Regions from separate parts of the Homo sapiens genome. Here region 2 is linked to region 1. A link is an interaction called in ENCODE POLR2A ChIA-PET data of the cell type or tissue named here. Cell type or tissue: MCF 10A. All regions are shown on one strand. Each heading gives the region's core, and the rest is flanking DNA. Links, peaks and the distances in the headings are about the cores only.

Evidence for each region. ChIA-PET counts read pairs that join two places held together with the same protein. Peaks named below come from ENCODE experiments on the same cell type or tissue, not always from the same donor. Only the 100,000 strongest peaks of a DNase experiment are listed, where the experiment ranks them.
Region 2: POLR2A ChIA-PET joins it to region 1 with 5 read pairs; 2 of 35 experiments call an interaction of 5 or more read pairs at or near these places.

What each region holds. Positions count from the first base shown.
Region 1 is chr2:54,610,505-54,618,841 of GRCh38, forward strand. SPTBN1 (spectrin beta, non-erythrocytic 1) reads left to right here. Exons shown (of 36, transcript NM_003128.3): 4 at 1,657-1,830; 5 at 5,703-5,794; 6 at 7,104-7,184; 7 at 7,574-7,689. Among named protein-coding and RNA genes, the nearest start is that of SPTBN1-AS1, 56 kb to the left of the region's middle. In MCF 10A, for the core only: no CTCF peak of the experiment used is centred there; a DNase peak (open chromatin) is centred at 3,567.
Region 2 is chr2:54,466,497-54,474,833 of GRCh38, forward strand. All of the region lies in intron 1 of SPTBN1 (spectrin beta, non-erythrocytic 1), which reads left to right. Among named protein-coding and RNA genes, the nearest start is that of SPTBN1, 14 kb to the left of the region's middle. In MCF 10A, for the core only: no CTCF peak of the experiment used is centred there; a DNase peak (open chromatin) is centred at 5,135.

The DNA.
Region 1 (8,337 bases), core at 41-8,040:
TCTGCCCGCCTCAGCCTCCCAAAGTGCTGGGATTACAGGCATGAGCTGCTGCACCCAGCCAAACGCTGCATTTTCAATATGAGATAAAAAGATATTTCACAAAAAAGTGCAAGGTCTTTGCATCTGCTGGTGTAGCTTCAGGGATGGCTTCACAAATTTCCTTTTCTTTTTTTAGTCTTCAAATGGTGGGCCACCACAACTGTAGACCTCAATCTACAATACATAGCAAGCAGTTCATCCTTTTCTTGTAATGTCATGACTTCTCTCTGCTTCTTGGGAGTACTTCCAGCATCACTAGTGGCACTTTGGGTCTCATGATATTAGTCAAGGTTTACAGTATTGCACTAGACACTGTGAAAAATACACAAGAACTGTGAGAGATGGCTTTTTACTGTGATACCCAATTTACTAGAGAGACCACGTGGAGATGATTAGCATCATAGGCATTTTAAGTAGGCACTCAACAATACTTGAGCTCATCACAGTAGGAGTTAGAGATGGCTCTGAAATTACTATAGTAGTACAGTACATACCAAGATTTAATACTGCTCAAATGGTGCCATTACAATCTGTGTTTGTGTGTATGAGTTTTGATAATTTTTAATTTTATGACAGATTTGTATATATTTTGCGGTAGTAAATTATAAAATAGACTAACATCTATATATATTTTATGCATTCATGACATACCTTTTTCTTAATTTTTCTGGTATTTCTAGGCTAGGCCATTCATCTGAATCTTTTCAAATTGTCACCAATCTCTAAAAAGTTTTCCAGTTTATTTATTGAAAAATATCCATGTATAAGTGCATTTGAATAGTTCAGGCCCAACTAAAGGTCAACTGTGTATATTTACTATATTTTTATAGTAGATGTGTGTGTGCTTTTACAGGAGACGTATATATACTTCTATAATAGTATATTTTATAGTAGATGTATATATACACATATGCATTATCTACTCTCTCTCTATATATATATTTTTTGTTTGTTTGTTTTATTTAAAATGTTCACCTTCCAAGGGCCTCTTTTACGTTTTGATAAAACTGGGTAGAGGGAAGAAACATTTGGGGTATTTAAATTGCACTACACTCATTTTTTTCCCTTTTCCCCTTCTTTTCAGTAAGTTATACTTCTTTACTTAACCTTCACCCCATCCCTCCACACACAACCACCACTTGGAAATTCTTCTGATTTGATGGTTGTGTTCCCTGTTTTCATTTTGAGCCAAGCTTAAGGGTTGCCAGCAGGTGGCAAACCTAATTTTACATTCCAAGTAATCAGAAAATCCTCACAGGTGTTTTGTCATGCACCTGCAAAAAAAAAAAATTGTATGGATGGCAGCAGTAGCGCTGAAATTCTCCATGAAAATTGGATTCTCTCTTCCCTGAACTTAAACAAATGCTCATTTGTAAACTATATAGCTCCACAACTATTCTCTAAAGAGGAATCAGTTATCATCCCCTTAAGTAAACTTTTTTTCTGTGGCCGTTAGGTAAATACCGTCCTTGGACTTAATGAGTACATGTGTTTGTTAATGTTCTGCTCTGAGCGGGAGAGCATTGCATGAATGGGCACATGTGACTAGGCAGTAACTCGGGGTTCATCTCTACTCTGTTGGGTGATGTGTCTCTACCTCTGCTCTCCTGTTTCTAGCCTAAACCCACCAAGGGACGAATGCGCATCCACTGCTTAGAGAATGTGGACAAGGCCCTTCAGTTCCTGAAGGAGCAGAGAGTCCATCTTGAGAACATGGGGTCCCATGACATCGTGGATGGAAACCACCGGCTGACCCTTGGCCTCATCTGGACCATCATCCTGCGCTTCCAGGTAAGGGTCTCTGCCCAGGGTTGCTCAGAACTTAGGCCGACCTCTCAGGTATGAGCATTGTTATAGAGCTGGCCTCCCTGTATCAGAGGGATCGGGAAGACCAGGTTGAAAGCATGTCTCAGAGTCATGTGTGTCATATCCAGCCCTCAGAATTGAATGCTGCCTCGTAGGCACGTGGAAGCTACTACATCCTCCTGCAATTGTACTAGCCCTGGTAATCTTAGCTTTCCTGTCAGACACATCTCAGCGGCCCAGGGGCTTCTAGGCTGCATCCCAGCCCGCCACTTTGCTGGCACCTGCTCTAAACATCTGGTCTCTGCTGCTTGGCTCTCAGGAGCAAAGGTATAAGGACGTGGCCAATGCTAGGTTATTAGCTTAGACTGCCTCAACTTCACTCAACTATGACATGTGTTACAGAACATTTTTTGGCAAAGCTGTTGAGGGTTATGGCATGTGTGTGGGCTCCATTTTCACCTTCTCATTCTCTTTGGATGTGAGGAAGCAGTTTGCAGGAGGAAAGTACAAAACTCTTGTGTTTCTTTGAATTGATGATGCTTTATGGGTTTTGTTATACTTGAGGAGGAAGGCTCTAAGTATAGAAGTATTTTAAGCCGGAAGGTACTCTCAAGGTCATTTTGTCCACTTCTTTCACTTTATGAAGAAATCGGGGACCCACAGAAATTTGAAACCTTGCCTCTGATGACACAGCCAGCCAGGGCTATAGTGGGTGCCTCTGACCCCTTAAGAGAGAGCGCTCAGCCTTTTGGGACTGTGCACCACCACGAGCCTGATTATTGGTTCTTTCTCCAGGCTCATGCTTCGTACTCATGCGTTCCAATTAAAATTGGAAAGGCAGGAACAACTTTGTACCATAGTGTCAGGTTTCTCTGCGAACAAATATTCTAACAGTCCTGTCTCCTCAGTGACTGTGTTCTCTTGCCATTCCTTCCTGTTCTGCCCCTTTAATAAAGATCTGTTTTGATTTTTCTGGGTAAACAAAAACCTCACACAAAAAGGAAAAACGAAAAATCAAATTATAACTTGCTTTGTTTTCTTATTGAAACTCTGAAATCAGCCTGTCAACAGTCCCTTTTCCTTCTCACTTGCCCTACGATTGGGCTTCAGTTAGTGTCGTGATTATATATGTGGGAAGAAGGGGTAGGGGACTAGAATGAGTTACAGGAAGAAATATCTTCCTGCCTGGCTGGTTCCCAAGCTGGCTGATCATCTGATGCCTTTGGGAAACCCTTTTAATAATTCAGGTTCCCAGGGCCCAGCCCTAGTAGTTCTGATTAAGTAGGTCTGAAGAGAGAACCACTGTTGAAGATGGTACAACATCATTAAAGGAGTTAATTACAGCAATCAAGGACATTTTTCCCCAGATAGAACTCTTACATTTCTGTTATTTAGTTCCTGAATGATTTGAAAATGGAGTAGCCATTGAATCCACTAATTACTGCTCTTGTGTCTTATGGCAACAGAGGTGAAATTATTAGCAGTACACTCCTCTAGCTTCACCCCAGTTTTATGGAGTAAAATGTTGTATTTCTGTTAGCTTTGGCCTGCAATAATCAGAGCGTGGAAGGCCATCCTGACTGTGGGCTATCTTGACAGCGGGTCAGCACCCAGGTCAGGGAGCTGGCACACACAGCCCTTTTCAGGATTCTCAGCGTGAATTGCTTTGAGTCATTGACTAATTCGCTTCCTGCCAGTTTGCATATTCCTATAATTCAACTTGTAAATGCTGATGTGTATTTTCTCCCTTTCTGTTGAGGTGAGAGGCATAGGCTGCTGATGTTACCGCGTGGCCTGCAGTGTTGTTGTCTTAAATGACTCAGCTTTCTCCAGCAGCTTTATTAAAACATTACCTATTCTACAAAAATAATATGATTATGAATCAGCCAAGGCCCAGCTGTAGATATCCAGCATATCTATAAGGATACTCCACATATCCTTGTAGATACATAGGGTCAAGCTTCCCTGTGTACCTACAACGGTCTCTCCTTCCACCAGCTCCTGAATATACGGTTTTACAAGTTCCCAGTGTGTGTGTATGTGTGTGTGTGCGTGCGTGTGCTCTCATTGCTACCAGGATATGGCCTACCCTATATGTGCATAGAAGTGTCCATTAAATACTGATGATGACACAGATTTTATGATGCTGCCCCTTTAAAAGAGAGTATAAGGGCCAGGTGCGGTGGCTCATGCCTGTAATCCCAGCACTTTGGGAGGCCAAGGTGGGTGGATCACTTCAGATCAGGAGTTCGGGACCAACCTGGCCAACATGACGATACCCTGCCTCTACTAAAAATACAAAAATTAGCCAGGTGTGGTGGCAGACACCTATGATCCCAGTTACTTGAGAAGCTGAGGCAGGAGAATCGCTTGAATATGGGAGGCGGAGATTGCAGTGAGCCGAGATCACACCACCGCACTCCAGCCTGGGCGACAGAGACTGTCTCAAAAAAAAAAAAAAGTAAAAGATGGTGAGAAACTGGAGTGGAAGTCTCTAAGTTTGCCTAGTTTAAATAGGGAGCTGTCTTCATTTCAGAAGGGTAGGCTTTGTTTCCATATGGGCAAATCTGGAAACAGATACCCTTCACACAGAAGTATAAGAAAGCCAATGGGTTAATGTGTGTAAAGTTGCAGCCTGACTTTCCTGGTGAGCCTGTCTCTCACCCCTTGAGTGAGGGTTGTTCTTCCACATTCCCTTTCTGCACTTGAGCTAATGATCCTAATATTAGAGACTGGGGTTTATACAGACTCAGGCTTCACCTTCTTAACACAATTAAAAATAGAGAATTTTTTTTTAATGTAGTTGTTTCAATTCCCAGGTGTTTTTCCTAGTTGAAAGTTTCTAACTTTTTAATCCTGTATTTATATATTTTGTCTTCATTTTCTCTGTTTTTCAAAAAGAATTCTGGGAAGTGTTTGTAGATTGAATGGAGTGAAGGTAGTGGGGAGCATGACAGAGCAGCGAAGCTTAAAATGGCTACAGCTGGAGGCAATGGATGGACTCCTGGCCAGCACCATCCACTCCTGACTCCATTCCACATTTTACTCTACAAGAGGAAACTTTCATATAATAGACAAAAGTGTATTTGGAGCATTTGTCTAAAATTACGTAGCTGGCAGTTGGCGCCTAATCTAAAAACTAACATTCACAGACCCTTATTACGAGCTCTGCACTTTATTATATCATTTAAGTGCATAACAGTGCTGTGAGATTAGCCACTGTCATTATTTCCATTCCTCAGATGGGGAAGCTGGGGAACCTGCCCAAGGGTACATGGTAGGTGATGGAGCCTGGATTCACATCCAGGCAGTCTGACTTTGGTGCCAGCCGACCAGGCTTTGTGTATAATGTTGCAAATATGCTGCCTCTGAGCGGCTTATGAAGGCACACCATGGAAGCACAGCGTTTAAGCCCACACTTGCTCTAATAGTTTGGAAATGGTGCACACAGTGCCCTCATCAATGAAGGTTGCACGTGGTGTGAAAAATGTTTACTTACAAAAAAACCGAACTCAGTATTTTTCTGGGGGTCTGGTGAGATTCCAGATGCACTGTATGAACCCCTGTGCTAGATTCTCACTGGAAAGATGGGTTGTCTCAGGGGTAAAAATGACCTCTGATAGGTGCTGGGAAGTCCCGTCAGCCTTCTGTCTGTGTGACATAGAAAATGTAGTTTTCGTTGTGTTTCTGAAGTGAGCCCAGACTTCAGGAAGCAGTTTTCATTGACAGGGTAGATCGTCTGCAGGGCAAGGCTATGATCTACAGTTTATTCTTTATGTATATGCAGACCTGTTCTTCAGTGGTTCTTTTAGGCAGCTGACCCATCTATTTGTCTAATATTTCTTTGTAAATCTTAGATCCAGGATATCAGTGTGGAAACTGAAGACAACAAAGAGAAGAAATCTGCCAAGGATGCATTGCTGTTGTGGTGCCAGATGAAGACAGCTGGGTGAGTGTGAATGAAGAGGGTATTGGGGCTGCTTCTTCCAGGACTGAATTCCACTGCAGTCATCACTTAGAAGGTGTTGACAGGTATCTTTTCCACTGCTTCCATTGGGAAGTCTTGTTAACTCGCAAGCAGTTGATATGACTTTTCAATTAGCTCTCAGAATGAAAGGAGCTCTAATTTATATTTTAGACCTGTCATGTCTTCATAATCAGTTTCCTTCTCTTTATTAAGGAAGCTCCAGAGAGCATTATATTTTGAATTTGAAAACCCTGGAAGCATGCTTAGGAATCATATCCATGATATTTTAAGAATACAGTTGTAGGTTTTCTTCACCCTTTAATTTCTGTTTTGGGGAGCTTTCTTTGCACAGTAAACAACAGCATAACCTTTTAATATTATCTGTGTCAGTTTCCCTTTTATTTTTTCATTGAAATTTCAGTGAAGTTGTTTTTAGAGAACCACATCTTTTTTGTTGCTTACTATTGTTAGGACTCAACTGATGCTAAGCCTTCGAGTTCTTAGCAAATTGGTTTAAGGTCATAGGTACTTACTGAGACCCAATTTTAGGTTAATTAGATTTACTGTCAGAACTACTTTAGGTGTAGATGTAACTCTAATGAACATTAATTCAGAATATGAAAATCAGAACTCCATCCATTCTGAGAGCTAGCTGAAAAGTCATCATGTCTATAAAGAGCTTATGGCCTAATAAAAGGGTCAAGTCAGGTATGAACCTTTAATCAGCTACTGATATAAAGTTATTAATAGTCAATATGGTATAGAATAGCTGATTCATTATGGGTAAGTTTCACACATAAATTTTTCAGGGAGGTACTACTTTTACAAACTTCATCCAATTAAGTGGCGTATGGAAGAAAGAAAGCTGAGTGTCACTTGAACAGATAGTCCCACCACTTCTTGTCCCAAAGTAACGTGTGACAAGGGACTGCAGGTCCTGGTGTCTTTGTAGGTAGAGTAGAAAGCCAATGGAAGCAGAGGCCTCAGAGGTGTCTAGGTTGTCGTCACTTTTTCCTAAGTAAGAGTAGTGTTTTAAATCTACGACACAGTTCACATCTTTTGTGAGACTGAATTACCAAGCAAGAAAAGCCACATGGATGCATGTTTTATTTTTATTTTATGGCAGGCTCGAGTTGACGGATTATTTGTTCTGACTTGATTGTCCTTAGTGATATTCACTGCTTTAGGTTTTACAATGCTTACAGACTTTTTATTAACAAAGCACTTGGCAAAAGTATAAACCTCCATGTGGTAATTGTGTTGCTTTTCCCTTCTGCTTTGTCCTTGGCAGGTACCCCAATGTCAACATTCACAATTTCACCACTAGCTGGAGGGACGGCATGGCCTTCAATGCACTGATACACAAACACCGGTAAGTCCATACAAATCATCCTAGCAATCGTGGGGTAAAAGGTTGCTGTCCTTCCATAGCAGATTTGGGTGACTTTTCCATATCCGTTGGCTTAACTGTCTCACCGTGGTGGAAATTTCTGCATTCCATGTGAGGAAAATATGGGAGAATATATAAATTCTTCCAAACAGAATAAACAGGTTCTCCCTTAATCTTTTTTTTCTTAATTAACTTTGAAGTGTTTATTCAAAAATCAGGTTTCATTGTTTGATGATTCCATGATAGTATATTTTAGAGTTTTACTCCACTAATTGGTGATTTTAACCTTTTTGGAGTAACAGTCATGTTTCATTAGTCATATTTCTTTTCAAGCCATGATTTTTGTTGTGTCCCACTGTTGTTCTGCACAGGCCTGACCTGATAGATTTTGACAAACTAAAGAAATCTAACGCACACTACAACCTGCAGAATGCATTTAATCTGGCAGAACAGCACCTCGGCCTCACTAAACTGTTGGACCCCGAAGGTAGGGACTCAAGGGATTACAGGTGGGATTTTTAGCATCTGTACCATCCAGGTGTTAATGTAAAATCTGTTTTGTGTCAGTCTGTTTCATTTGGGAGTTATCAAAGGAAGAGCTTAATTTTGGTTATGGGAATTTTTTGAGGATTTATGGAAAGGATGACACTCAAAAAGGCCTTGAAAGATGAATACGATTTAAACAGAGTCTGAAGGAGAGCGTGTGCGGGCAGAGCTACTAGCATGTGCAAAGGTGCAGAACCAGGAAAGAAGAAGGTATGCTTGAGGGCTAACAATTCAATGGGAATGGTGTTTAGGGTAATAGCAGGGAATACCACTATTCCCTTCTGTTAGTGGATGGGATCCCCATAGGGGCAACAGGCAACAGGGAGTCATTGAAGGTTCTTAGCAGCTGTGCTCGAAGTAGAAAAGTAGAAAACCTGGCATAGGCTGTTAATGAATACTTGTTGGCTGACATTTATCTGAAGGTGGCAAGCAGGTTGGATGGGGATGGGTGGAGATTGCAGGCAGGGGCCTTGTTAGGAGGCTGTGCTTTGCTTATGAGCAAGTAAGAGTTTAAATGAGGAAGGCACCTTTGGGAAAGGGGAGTGTAGGGGTGGAAGGAGCAGCAGTCATAGTCCTTTCTTACAGCTGC
Region 2 (8,337 bases), core at 300-8,299, 140 kb before region 1:
GCTTGCAGTGAGCCGAGATCGCGCCACTGCACTCCAGCCTGGGCGACAGAGCGAGACTCCGTCTCAAAAAAAAAAAAAAAAAAAAAAAAAAAAAAAAAAAAAAAAAAAAAAGTATGTTTATTCTTAGAAAGTTCATGAGCCTATTAACATTGGTTATCTTGGGTAATGGAATTGCAGAAGATTTCATCTCTGTATATTTTTTTCTCCATATTTTTTAAGTTTTAGGAAATAACAAATTCTTGTTCTTTATCAAAAATATCCTAACACTTCTGACCAAACCTCATTTTAGCTGGATACAAACTAATCAAATAATTTACCAGCTAAATATACTTTCTGCTGTTCAATTTTTTTCTACCAAACTTACGGAAAAGCAGTATTAATAATGAAGATATAAAGAACACTGAAATTTTTGAAAGATCTTTTCATTCCTTGTTTAAATGTTCATTTTTGTTACAGCCTTGGCAGTTCATTACTTATGCAGAGTGTGGGAAAAGCTCTAAGAACTGGCCGAGAGAGCGCCTGACAGAAACATTGTCCAGGAGGAATCAGCCACTAATGGCCACTGCCTTTGGCTCTCGGTGAAGTTTCGTTTCCCTACAGTACTCTTGGGTGGCTGTTTCAGGGATACATTTTGTTCTAGTGTGTTTGCCTCAAGGCCAAATATAAATGTTGAAGGGCTGTACATTTTTCTGGAATGTTCTTCACCAGCTGTAAAGTCTTGGGCTGGGATAGGGATAGGGGATTTTTTTGGGGGTGGGGGGGCTTTTTTCTCTTTATCTTATTTACTTGAATGGGAAGGAAAACTTAGATTCTTCCTTAAAACAATGTTATTTATTTTGATCTGTGATGTTTAAACATTTTCCACGGCATTTTGAAACCTGTAAACATAGGAGTACTTTGTTGTTGCTGTTGTTGGAGACAAAGTCTTGCTCTTATCCCCCAGGCTGGAGTGCGATGGCGCGATCTCGGCTCACTGCAACCTCCGCCTCCCAGGTTCAAGCGATTCTCCTGCCTCAGCCTCCCGAGTAGCTGGCGCCTGCCACCATGCCCAGCTAATTTTTGTATTTTTAGTAGAGACGGGTTTCACCATGTTGGCCAGACTGGTCTCGAACTCCTGACCTCAAGTGATCCACCCTCCTTGGCCTCCCAAAATTCTGGGATTACAGGCGTGAGCCACCGCGCCTGGCCAGGAGTGTTTTTATAGTGATTACAATAGTTTTAAAAATTAAAATAGTCTTTGTATTTTTACCACCTTAGAATCCCTGATTTTTTTTTTTAAATTTCTGCTAATACACATAGTATATGTGGTTTTTTGAATGGCTTATGAAGACTATATACCATCATAAAGGCATAAGTTAGTATAAAATCATCATAACAAAATACAAAAGTATTTTTAAGATATCTTTTTATTACTGAAATAATAGATGTTTTAGATCATATGGAAACTAAAGATGAATACAAAGAAGAAAATTAAAATCACTAGATACTATGTGACCCCGGAAACATACAGTTAATATTTTAGTGTTTCTCGGCCAGGTGCGGTGGCTCACGCCTCTAATGCCAGCACTTTGGGAGGCCGAGGCGGGCAGATCATGAGGTCAGGAGTTTGAGACGAGCCTGGCCAACATAGTGAAACTTTGTCTCTACTAAAAATGCAAAAATTGGCTGGGTGTGGTGGTGGGCTTCTCTAGTCCCAGCTACTTGGGAGGCTGAGGCAGGAGAATCACTTGAACCCAGGAGGTGGAGGTTGCAGTGAGCTGAGACCGCACCATTGCGCTCCAGCCTGGGTGACAGAGTGAGACTCAGTCTCAAAAAAAATAAAATAAAAAAATAAAAAATAAAAAAATAAAAAAATATGTGTGTATATATATTTATTTATTTATTTTAGTGTTTCTCTTTTAAGCCTTTTTTTTCTGTGCATGTTTCTTCATCTCACACATACATATTAAGGGCCAATCCTCCAATCTTAAACTGAAGATGTAGAGTTTTGACAGTCTCTATAATGACATGATGATGTTCAGCACTCTTGCAGCTTATGCATGTTGCATGGCAAAACATAAAATCTAATGACTGGTCTATAGTTAAAGCTGTAGCATGAACACTATCTGTTGCCCTGAGCTGTTTTAGGGGTGGGATGTTAAAGAAAAATGGAAAGGAAGAAAGAATTCAAAAATTTGTTTATTATAGCTGTTTCTCTTTTATGAATAATGTCTTTTTACAATGGAAAAATACCAGAAATTAAATTCTCATTAGATAATGTGCTTTCTGTTTTGTTCTGAAGGGAATTCCCATCACAGTTGCATTAATTCCCCTGAGAGACATCTCCATATGCTTCGGACAACATCTGATTTTACTTTTGTGTTCTGATTTCAGAGTCTTTGAAATACCTATCCCATAATGTGTCGCAGTGGAATGGATGTGGTTATTATAATCTTGGTTTTAAGTGTAATAAATTTTACTGGGCTGGGTTTGGTTGTAACTGATGAAAGCATATACTAGAGCTCAGCTTTCTTGGGGTCTTTGTATTAGCTGGATTCTTTACAATTCTATCTTGGGATTTAGGATCTGTTTCAAGAAGAAAAAGCGTTATTTCTATTTGATTATGCAAGCCAGTTCTTTAAGCCTTTAGGACATCAGATGGATGGAGGTGACTTGCTGGCCTTTGTTGCCTTTAACTCTAGTATTCGGCTTCTTTCTGAGGAAGGTGCCAAAACGGCTTCCGTATCTGCTGAAGGAAAAGAGGGAGTGGGAAGAGGGGAGAAATATTTCATTGGAAGATAAAAAAAGCTCTTTCCAGCAATTTCCTTTAGAAACTTGGGGGTTGCTGTTAGTCTCATTTGGGTAATGGGCCCCAAGGAAAAGTGACAAATGGCCTTCTTCTGGGGTTTAAACACTAAAGGTCAGTGTTGGCCCTTTTCACAGTTAAGAGGGAAAAATCTGAGCTGGGCTGGGTGGACTTTCTCCAACTAAGGGATTCTTCTGAAACTCCTAACCTGATGGGAATCATTTTGTTTGCAGGTGGCCAAAGCCCATCAAGGGAAATGCTTGATGGTTACTGTGCCTGAGCTGCCTGAAGCCTGGTGTAGGAGTCTCAACTTGATCTTGAGGCAGCTGCAAATGTTAGGTCTTGACACTTGGGATGGCAACAAGACCAGGCAGTGCCCAGAGTGGTCCCAGCGGCCTAGGTTAGAGGAGGGTAGGGGGCTGGAATGTGGCCTTAGCCAGTCCTCTGAGCAGATGAGAATACCTGTCACTATTTCAGGAGATGAGTTGTGGTCAGAGATATCAGTCAGGTGACTTCTCTGAGAGGGGCCTGGTCCTTCTCACAGCAAGATTGACAAGTCTGTGCTGCCAGTTGTCCCTAAATACCCAATTTATCTCCTGGGGTGGAGTTGGGGAAGTGCCTCTAGCCTGGAGCAAAGAGATCTGCCTGCCATTTCGGAAGGAAAGAAACCAGCACACATCCTGTCTTTCATTCTCTGTTTCAAAGGTAGGTTTTTGTCTGTTTGCTTGTTTTTAAATCAACACCCAGGGCTAAAGGAAATCCCGAGTTTCCCTGATAATCAGGATGATTTCTTATTTTGAAAGGCCTATTTTGCCTTCGAAGTGTGTGTTTCTGACATAGGTTTCATCCTAGTTCTAGAAATCTTGCTTAATTCATAAAAGGTAAAAGTTTAATTAGAGAGAAGGCTGATGTATCGTCTTGTTTCAAAGGGAGACTATTCTTGTCTGTCATTTGAATTTTTTATATATATTTTTTCCGGCTGTGAAGAAATATTTTATTGGTACATGTGTACATGCATTTTTTATTCTTAATTATAGTATGTATTTTCACTGGACTACACTCTTGTTAAAGGAAACTTTGTTCACGTGAAATAAACCTATCTTTAGTGAGTCATACTTGAGAACTGCTTCTCAGTCTCCTCAACTTTTAAAGTCAGTGGTATTTCATGTAAAGAGTGTATCGGTAGCTGGCCTATCTCTGGAATGTTGTGCAGCTGTGCAGAGCGTGAGTCTCAAATGTGCTAATTAAATATGTTTTTTAGCAAGAATGGAATGTAGCAGCATTTGAATGGCTTCAAAAAACATTCCATTTTGTTTCTGAAGAGGGCTTTTTTCGTTTTTGCCAAATATTAAAAATTAGAGAGTACACTGACTTTTAGAGGATGTATTGCTATGTTAAATTGTTCTGTTCACCAGAACAGGGTGGCATGTGCCTGTAATCCTAGCTACTTGAGAGGCTGACGTGGGAGGATCTCTTGAGCCCAGGGCTTCAAGACTAGCCTGGGCAGAGTAGAAAGAACCTGTCTCAAACCCCACACTGTTCTTTTCGCAGAGTTAATGGGGCTCATTAAATACTGAGATTATCCTTTAGAACAATCTTGTCCAACCTACAGCCTTTGAATGTGGCCCAGCACAAATTTGTAAACTTTCTTAAAACATTATGAGATATTTTTTGTGATATTTATAGCTCATTAGCTATCATTAGTGTTTTACTTTATGTATAGCCCAAGACACTTCTTCTTCCAGTGTGGCCCAGGGAAGCCAAAAGATTAGACACCCCTGCTTTAGAATGTACTCAATTAATAATCTTCAAAATGTAGGGATTAGGTGGGGTGGCTCATGCCTGTAATCCCAGCACTTTTGGAGGCCAAGGTGGGAAAATTGCTTGAGCCTAGGAGTTTGAGACCAGCTTGGGCGACATGGTGAGACCTGGTCTCTACGAAAACAAACAAAAAGAACAGAATGTAGGCAGTGGTGGCATGAGTAAGGTTCTAAGGTTTACCATCTTTAGTTGATCTTGCTCATTTCCCTTGGTATCAGTTCTCCTTCCTTACTTGGTGAGTGCTTAACCTTTCTTTGGGCAGTAAGGCATGACATTTCTCCCCAGGTTGAGCAGTTTTCTGATACATATTTTTTGGCTGAGTGTGACTTGTATCTTTTTGGACTAAGCTCCATTCACTCAGATGGTGGTCTGATTTTTTTTTTTTTTTCAGTCAGGCATTGTGCAAAGTGACCTGATGGGAATAAATGGCAGGTTGGTTGTGTAATGCAGCAACATCTTACTTGGTTGTCTTTAGAGATAAGTGGGACGTGATTCCAGCAAGGCTGTGCATCAAATGTTGGAATGTGTTGGAGAACTGCCAAGAGGTTGGGAGCAAGCTGTGTGACAAGCACTAATGCAGCCTTGGCCTGCCTTAAAATAGCTGCAGGTTAACAAATATCTTGAAACTTGGCATTTCTTTTGAGCAAAATTGCTCCTCTGAATGTGTTACCAAGAGGTGCTTTCCTCTTTTTTATCGATTTTTTTTTTTTTTTTTTTGCTGTTCCAACTGTCTTAAAACATCTTATGAGCATATGAAGAAGATATAATTCTCTGTAACATCTTATGTTGAATGATTTTACTGGACTAATTATTAGCACATTATCTGAAACTTCACTTGTAGTTCTTCTGCTCTGCTCACCCAACTCACTGAAAAATATATAGTCTTTGTAGTTTGAATAAAAACTGGGGCCCTGAAGATGTTTTTTTTTTTTTTTTTTTTTTTGAGACTGAGTCTCGCTCTGTCGCCCAGGCCAGAGTGCAGTGGCGCGATCTTGGCTCACTGCAAGCTCCGCCTCCTGGGTTCACACCATTCTCCTGCCTCAGCCTCCTGAGTAGCTGGGACTACAGGCACCCACCACCACGCCCAGCTAATTTTTTGTATTTTTAGTAGAGACAGGGTTTCACCATGTTAGCCAGGATGGTCTCGATCTCTTGACCTCATAATCCGCCCGCCTGGACCTACCAAAGTGCTGGGATTACAGGCATGAGCCACTGCGCCCAGCCTGAAGATTTTTTTTAAAAGTCCTATATTTTATATGTTTGATAGGCTTTTGGAAAGGAATTATTGATGTTTGAACACTAACACATTAGAGAGGCAGAGTCAGAGGCATTGGTTACTTTGCTGTGGAATCTTGTCTTAGCTGATTCACTTTTAGACTTCTTAGTAAGCTCATTGGTAGTTTGTCTGCAGTACTTAGTTCTTGTTTGTAATTAATTCACTGTCTAACTGTAGTCTCTCAATTTTTTTCAATAGAAAGGCTTGTTTTTTAAGTCAGAGTGGTAAAAACAGGGGGGGTTGGGAGTGGTCTTTGAAATGGGTCCTGTACAGACTTGAGCCTGATGGTGATGTGATCAAGGTTGCAGGGGGTGTGGGTACCTGGGTGGGGCTGGGGCTGCCTGTGGGACTAATCTAAACAGCCAGTTAGTTTGGGTGCTCTGAATATGACATTTTTAAAAATGCAGTATTTGGGTTAATGATTGGAAGTAAACTAAGAATTTCCAGGATTTATATGTTAAATAGCAGATGAAAACAGTGAGTTACATGTTAAATAGTAGATGGAAACAGTGAGTTAACTTTATTTTGAGAGGCTTAAATACAAACCAAGTTTCTATACTAAAGGATTTCCTAAAAGATGATATTAACAGATATGTTAATTATCCCATAACTTAAAGTCCTTTAGACGTTTAGATTGAGACTAATTGTGATAATTTCATAGCTCTGTAGCGTATCCTGAAAATGGCTTTGTTTCTTTTGTTTCACTGTCTTCATATGTGTAAGTCTTGAATTTTGCTTTGTCACTTTCCGTATTTTACATGTATTTTAGAGGTCCTCTCCTTGTATAGAAACATTATTTCTGGTTTTATGTAAGTGCCTTATACAGAGATTTATAATTTGTAATTACTGTACTTTTTGGTCAATAGAATTGAGGTTATTTGGGGTATGTTTTTAGAATATGTTAAAAACCATATTTTGTGTTTTTATAACATAGAAAAATATTTCTTGGAAAATGCGTGTGTGGGCAGCTTCTTTTAGATGTATTGATCTTTTCACTTTCAGATGGCAAATGAATTCTATATGGCATTGTTGCCATGTTGGAAAATTTCTTTATTGAGCCTATGACTTCTAAAGTATCAAAATTCTGTTTTTGCTTTTCCCTTTTATTGGACATCTCCAGTTTTGTTTTTTTTTTAAGCACACACGCACACACATACACACACATCCTTGGATAACTGAACTGGTAAATTGTATTGAGGAGAGGTGAACTACAGGCCACCATTTCCTTTTTACTTAGCATACCATTATCTGGTCCCCTCATGTGAAAATATATTTTGGATAGTTTTCACCTCCCACCATCTATTAATTTAGAGTGTGCATTCCTTTAACCTTGCAGGAGAATTCAGTCATTCATTATACGATAAGCAGGCAAAAAGTTAAATACTCAAATGTTCCTTTTCTGGATTATTGTCTGAATTAGAAAAACATTCATTTTAAATTTTACACATGTATATGGGATGTTCTGTCTCCTCGTCTGTATGCCTTGTACTGGCACAAGCTTATAGGACTAGGAACAAATAAGCTTAGCATTTAAAATATTCCAGACATAAAAAATCTATGGAATTTGCTTATATCTACTGGGGGATGCAGTCAGACAGACCCAGGGTTTTAACTGGCTCCTTCTGCAGTGTGAAGGCAGACGGAAACATTGGAGTCTGCTGCAGATGGCAGCAGGGTGGACAGGTGAGGCCCACATGGAAGTTCATACCACTGGTAGGTGGAGTAATGAGTTGGTGTATGAAATGCTAGCCATTTTAGATGTTTCTACAGCTGTTGTTGGCTAGCTGAAAATAAATTGAACTTGTTGAACTGGTAAAAGTTTTGCTGTCTGAATAGGCTTAGATAAAATAGTGCTTCAGATGCCTATAAAGATGTCTATTGTAACATTACTATGATTTTTTTAAGTGGTGATAACCTAAAAGTCCATCATTGGTAAGTTACAGGGTGGACTATATATTCTGGAGGCAATACAGTGTGTAGTTAAAAGTGCTGACCGTGGAGCTGTGGTGCCTGGGTCTAAAACCTGATTTCACCATGGGCCCACTTTGTGACCCTGAGCAAGTCATTAACCCTTCTCGGTCTCAGTTTCCTCATCAGTAAGATCAGGATAATCATAGTACAGACCATATAGGGTTGGTTGGATTAAATAAGTTATAGGTAAAGCAGTTAGACTAGTGCCTGGAAATATGTAAGTATTATTTACTATATTAATAAAAACTTTAATATTATTATGGAATACCTTCTAATAACATGGGAAGGTTTTTAACATAGGGAGAAAAAGCAGAACACAAGATTATATAAATGGAATTACCGTAACTATGTAGAAAAATATACAAAAGGGATAAGGAAATACTACAAATATTAAGGTTTTTGGGGGAGGGGAGAATGGATGAGATTCCTTGTGATTTTTGCTTTTGTCTCAGAGCTGTTTTGTATTTTCTGCTGTTCTACAGTA